2 separate regions of the Homo sapiens genome follow, and region 1 is linked to region 2. The links are chromatin loops, found by intact Hi-C in ENCODE. Cell type or tissue: MCF 10A. All regions are shown on one strand. Each heading gives the region's core, and the rest is flanking DNA. Links, peaks and the distances in the headings are about the cores only.

The links. Peaks named below come from ENCODE experiments on the same cell type or tissue, not always from the same donor. Only the 100,000 strongest peaks of a DNase experiment are listed, where the experiment ranks them.
Region 1: a loop joins it to region 2, with 2.4 times the contacts of the local background. A loop is called at or near these places in 19 of 110 quality-filtered maps.

The regions. Positions count from the first base shown.
Region 1 is chr3:124,844,395-124,847,302 of GRCh38, forward strand. The region is part of intron 4 of ITGB5 (integrin subunit beta 5); the gene reads right to left. Among named protein-coding and RNA genes, the nearest start is that of ITGB5, 42 kb to the right of the region's middle. RefSeq lists an enhancer at 918-1,417. In MCF 10A, for the core only: no CTCF peak of the experiment used is centred there; DNase peaks (open chromatin) are centred at 1,297 and 2,027.
Region 2 is chr3:124,792,055-124,794,962 of GRCh38, forward strand. The region is part of intron 10 of ITGB5 (integrin subunit beta 5); the gene reads right to left. LOC124909422 (a long non-coding RNA gene) reads right to left here. Exons shown (of 2, transcript XR_007096043.1): 1 at 1,867-2,908; 2 at 1-1,218. Among named protein-coding and RNA genes, the nearest start is that of MIR544B, 61 kb to the left of the region's middle. In MCF 10A, for the core only: no CTCF peak of the experiment used is centred there; a DNase peak (open chromatin) is centred at 1,487.

The sequences.
Region 1 (2,908 bases), core at 177-2,676, 52 kb after region 2:
ACTAAAAATACAAAAATTAGCTGGGCATGGTGGTGGGCACCTGTAATCCCAGCTACTCAGGAGGCTGAGTCAGGATAATCACTTGAACCCAGGAGGTGGAGGTTGCAGTGAGCTGAGATCCCGCCACTGCACTCCAGCCTGAGTAACAGAGCAAGACTCGGTCTCAAAAAAAAAAGGTAGGAAATGGGCAGGCACTCATGCCAAGGACCCCCGCAATGGGTCAGGCCTTGACTGAGGCCCTACAGGCTTGGAGCAGGGTCTACCAGGAATAGATGCTGAGCCTCAGTCCTGCAGAGGGCTGAACACTGGAATAGGGCTGTCTGCATAAAGCCGAACAGCACAATGAGCTGCTGTGCTACTAAAACCAGAAACAGAAAAACTCCAGCTACTGGTCTAGGAAAGCAGCACGGAAGCTGACCATCTACCATGAATGAGATGAATTACCCATAAAAACTGTAACTCCAGGCCTGAGCAATTGGAATACACTGCTTTTATGGTGAAGACATCTCCATTTGAAAAATTAACAGAAAAACTAGTCCCACGGTGAACCTGGAGATTCTCGACAACGGCAAACATAAAACTGCTCTGCAGGGATGCCCCCACAACCTCCAAGGAAGAGCTAATGAAAAGCTTATAAATTGCATGAAAAACAATTCATGAAGGCATGTCAGCAGGTCCAATACACTGACTGGCTGTGGATCCACCTGAAGGATCCACAATTCAAGAAACAGAAACAGAATAATTTAAAATACTTTAGGCTGGGCGTGGTGGCCCACCCCTGTAATCTCAGCACTTTGGGAAGCTGAGGTGGGTGGATCACCTGAGGTCAGGAGCTCAAGACCAGCCTGGCCAACATGGTGAAACCCCATCTCTACTAAAAAATACAAAAATTAGCTGGGTGTGGTGGCACGTGCCTGTAATACCAGCTACTCAGGAGGCTGAGGCAGGAGAATCACTTGAACCCAGGAGACACAGGATGCCGTGCTGCCTGGACGTGGGGAGACAAAGCTCGGCCTGCTCACCAAGCCACAGTGTGCCCCCACGCTGCGTGTGCCTCCCCAGCTCAGAGAAGAGAGCTTCACATAACTCAGGCCCGAGGTTTCCTTCCACATTCTCATTCTTCACTGGACTTCCTGCCTTACAAGTAGCTTTTCAGTGTGCCTTGTACTCACTGTCAGGAGTTTTACTGTCTGCAACAGGCTCTGCCTTAGAGGACTTAGAGAGTGAGCTCTGAATAAGTAATGATGTGTCATAACTTTGAATATTTAAATGCTGAGCGCCTAGAGCCAGCCCTTGATTCTCTGCCAGCTTCCAATCTAGTGTCTCGGTCAGTGGAAGGGCCTTGGAAGAATGAAAGTGGGGACACACCCTATCTGTCTGGAGACAGGGCCCAATTAGGACAGAGGTGAAAAGAAGCAAATAAAATCACTATTTCAGATGAATTGAAAAAAGGCTTAAGGCTTGCAGTTAAGATGCTGTTGCTCCTGGTAAGCAGCAAAATTTCAACAAAAACATTTGACACCCAGACTTAGCTGAAAAGGGCCTTGGAGACAGAATCAAAGTAGTAATAGTCCCTGTGGCCACCTGTCGCCAGGAGGAAGCTAAACCCAGCAAATGATGATGCCTAGTGCCTCTTCGTGGTTAAAGAATTTAGAGTTCATTTGTATTTAAAACTTTTTCTTGTCTGTTTTTCCACCAGTGTCAGTTCCCAATACCTGAAAAGATCTAAGTCAGCTTCTGGGAGAGTATACAGAAGGATCTGGAGGGATTCAGAAGAGCCTATGCCACCAGCACACTAACTTGCTCCTATCACCCAGCCCAACTTGGAGCTAGGAGCTCTGAAGGCTACCAAAGAGGACTTGTGGAGAGGGGAGGGCTCAGGGATTTAAGAACAGCTCTCTCCCCTTGGTGGCAGCTGGAAGACCAAGAATTGAGAATGGCATCACAAGATGGAAGGAGCTGGATCCCTGAGTTACTGCATGGAGAGCTGCCAAGGAAAGCAGCTCAGCCCTCATCAGATGTTGCACAAGCAAAAAAAAAAAAAACCAACAAAAAAAAAACGTTCATTGTGTTGAGCCACTGAGATTTGGAGACTCTACGTTACTGCAGCATAACCTACCATGATCCTCAGGTAAGCCCCTAGGACATGGGGGTAGGGTGGTTTAGGGACAGGTATTATTACTCAGCCTAAGGTAAAGTGTCTGTGTTGTAGTGTGATTTGAATGGGGAAGAAGACATTATATTAAACGCAAACGCAGGCCGGATGCAGTGGCTCATGCCTGTAATCCCAGCACTTTGGGAGGCTGAGGTGGATGGGTCGCTTGACGTCAGGAGTTCAAGACCAGCCTGGCCAACATGGTGAAACCCCATCTCTACTAAAAATACAAAAATCAGCCAGGTGTGGTGGCAGGCACCTATAATCTCAGCTACTCAGGAGACTGGGGCAGGAGAATCGGCTTGAACCCGGGAGGCGGAGGTTGCAGGGAGCCGAGATTGCACCACTGCACTCCAGCCTGGGCAACAGAGCAAGACTCCGTCTCAAAAAAAAATGCAAATGCAGACTCTAAAAGTAGTTTGTCTGTATTCATATTCCAGCTCTACCCCTTGCTGTTTGTATAATATTGGGTAAGTTATTCTCTCTAGGCCTCAGTTTCTGCATCTCTAAAATCTGGCTTACACTTACCTTAGAGACCTCAACAGATTGTTATGAGATTTAAATGAGATAATCCACAGAAAATATTTAGTATGGGGCTTGACACTTAGTAAAAACTTAAGTCTTAGTTATTTCCTATCTCATGACTAGTTTTGGACCTTACAACACAAACCCTCACTAAAGTTAAATGTGGAGATGAGGAAAGCAAGAGTTGGAAGTTACCACTCACTGCAGTCACTTGCATAATCTTGACAT
Region 2 (2,908 bases), core at 145-2,644:
ATCTCACTCCAGAAACTATTTTCTCCGGAAAGACTTGGATAGCGTCACGTTTCAACTAGTTGTTGCTTTTAAAGTGAAGAGGTGGAGAAGGCTAGTTGGGAGTGCAATGGAAAGACACTCAAAATGTTCTCATCAATGATTTACTAAAGTCATTCGACTTCAAGTGCTCCTTAGGATATAATATTATAGGAAAAAAAGCATCATACAAAATTGTATGCAGCTATAAACACACATACACTAACTTAGAGGAAGGTTTAGAAGGAAATAAACTAATCTCTTAAAATAAGAGTGATGAAATTATGGATGATTTTTAAATTTCTTACTACTGCTCAGAATATTCTCGACCTAAGGCTAATCCCCCAACTCTCTGGCAAGGTCTTGACTGAGCACACAGCCTCAGAAGTGATGCACACGAAACAGCCTGGGTGAAAAGAGGTCTGGTTTCCCAGATGGTCCAAATTACTCCTGGTCACCAAGAAGACAGACAGCACCAACTGGCCACACATCCATCAACTTCCCTGTATTTTTCAAGTTTTCTTTAATGGTTGTCTATGGCTTTTCCAGTGGGGAAGAAAAAAGACATTCATTCTGCAACCTCAGGGAAGTTAGTGACTTTAGGCATCGTTGATCTAGGAGCCTCAAGGGCTTGGCAAACCTCCGGTTTCTCTACCCCATGACATGAGCATTTCCCGATCCCGCAGGATTGTATGGGGTGAAGGGAAGAGAAAGAGATAGAGCACCAGGGGTTTTTGGATATGAAGTCTGGCAGAATTCTGTAATGCAGGATTAACTTAGGATTGTGGGTTCTGATGATTAAGCAAAAAAAAAGCTGCATTTTCACGCAGCTATGGAATATTCCTGTTTCCAAAATGACCAGTATTCCCCACTGAGGGCCTCTCATACCCCATCTCCCACTTGCCCTGTCTCCCAGGCTCTGTACTCAGAGAAATGCCCAGTCTCAGCAAGACAGAGGAGGCATCTAACATCCACTGGGTCCTGTTCCCTACCGAGTACCAGGCCAGGGCCTTCATCTCTGTCTTCTCCTTCAATTCTCAAAATAATGCAGAAACAAATGGTGTTGGCCCATCTTAGGAGACAGGAAAAGCCAAAGTCCAAGACAACCAAGGTCACAGCCTGATGAACTGTGGAGATGAAACGTGCACACAGCATCTGACTCAAACGCCCTTGCTCCCAGGCTGCATGGACACACGCAGGCTTCTAGGGTGAAGACATACCAGAGGGTTATTTCAGGATCCTGAAGGGGAAGGAGGGATGGTTCTGTCACGTTTGCTAATATCTCTTTAAAAGAAAAACTGCTAAAAAGCCTGCCAGGCTGCTTAGAGCTTTTATTATGGCTACTAAGAGGAATGGAAACTCCATTCCACCACCCTGGAATTTTTTAGGCAAAGCCTGGGGACTGTCTGGGGGAAGGCGGGGCCCTCCTGCACATGGGGAACCAGGTGTGGCCCCCCCAGAGGGGTGTGGCACTGACTCATAGAGGAGCCAGCATTGGGTGTGTTTTCCTTTTGTGCCAGGCAAAATACTGGGTGCTTCACACACATCTCTTATTCCTCATAACAACTCTATGCCCAAGTCACACTAGCAGATATGGTATGATGGGACTTAGGCCCAGGCCTCCTGCTATGGAGCCCAAACTTTTTCTACTAACCAGACAGAACCATCTAGCTAACACCAACCTATCATCACTCTGCTGAGGAAAGCGTTGATCCCTGTTGCATGCTTGGCATGTTGAATCCTGATTTTTCCACCTACTTTACTCTGCAATGACACTGCTAAGTCCTGCACTCTCCAGGGCAACTCCAGTTTTAGACATGCTGGTCCCACGACGCCCATGGGTGTACTCACGCTTGTGTCACGGCAAGGTCCGCTCCAGGAAGCTTCCCTTGTTAACCCACGTCTGTGCAACCCTGTGTGGCAGTACAATTCCTCCTCCCATAGGACGGAGTATCTGCACGTTCCTGGTTTGCTTCAGATGCACCTTGTGCTTTCTTTCCCAGCTGATCCCTTAGTTCCTTTCAAATCCACCCATCCCAATTGGAAGACCATTCTTAAGGAGGGAGCCCTGGAAACCACAGAATACATGATGTGTAGAAGAAACCACAGCCCTGCCTAAAACTGTTTTACTTACTACCTTTACAGGTGGCATGGTGTTAGATAAACTTTGAGATACAATTTTGAAGCATTTAATCAGAACGCAATACCAGAGTGGGAACTGCCAACTTGTCATTTAACTGGAATCAGTGTAAACTCCTGTGTTTAGATTCAGAAAATTAAGGGCTCCAACACAACACACTAAAAAAGTACCTCTCCTTCTGAACCACAGTTCTAAAAAATAAAATAAATTAAAAGCCTCAAACTTTTGGTAGTGAAGTTAAAAACCAGCTCAAGAGTATACTGTGACTGTTTAACAGAACGAAAAGGTGGGCTGGGCGCAGTGGCTCACACCTGTAATCCCAGCACATTGGGAGGCTGAGGTGGGTGGATCACCTGAGGTCAGGACTTCGAGACCAGCCTGGCCAACATGGGGAAACCCCATATCTATTTAAAAAAAAAAAAATTTGCCAGGCGTGGTGGTGGGTGCTTGTAATCCCAGCCAGTCAGGAGGCTGAGACAGGAGAATCACTTGAACCCAGGAGGCACAGGTTGCAGTGAGCTGAGATTGTGCCACTGCACTCCAGCCTAGGCAACAGAGCGAGACTTCATCTCAAAAAAAAAAAGAAACAAGAAAGAAAGAGAGAGAGAGAGGAAGGGAGAAGGGAGGAGAAGGAGGAGGAGAAGGAGAAGAAGAAGAAGAAAATAAAAAAAGGTGAATGTATTGTCAGGGTGCATCCATGTAAGCAGAATGTCCAAATCACAGGAAACGCATGCTTCACTGAACCCTGGACCA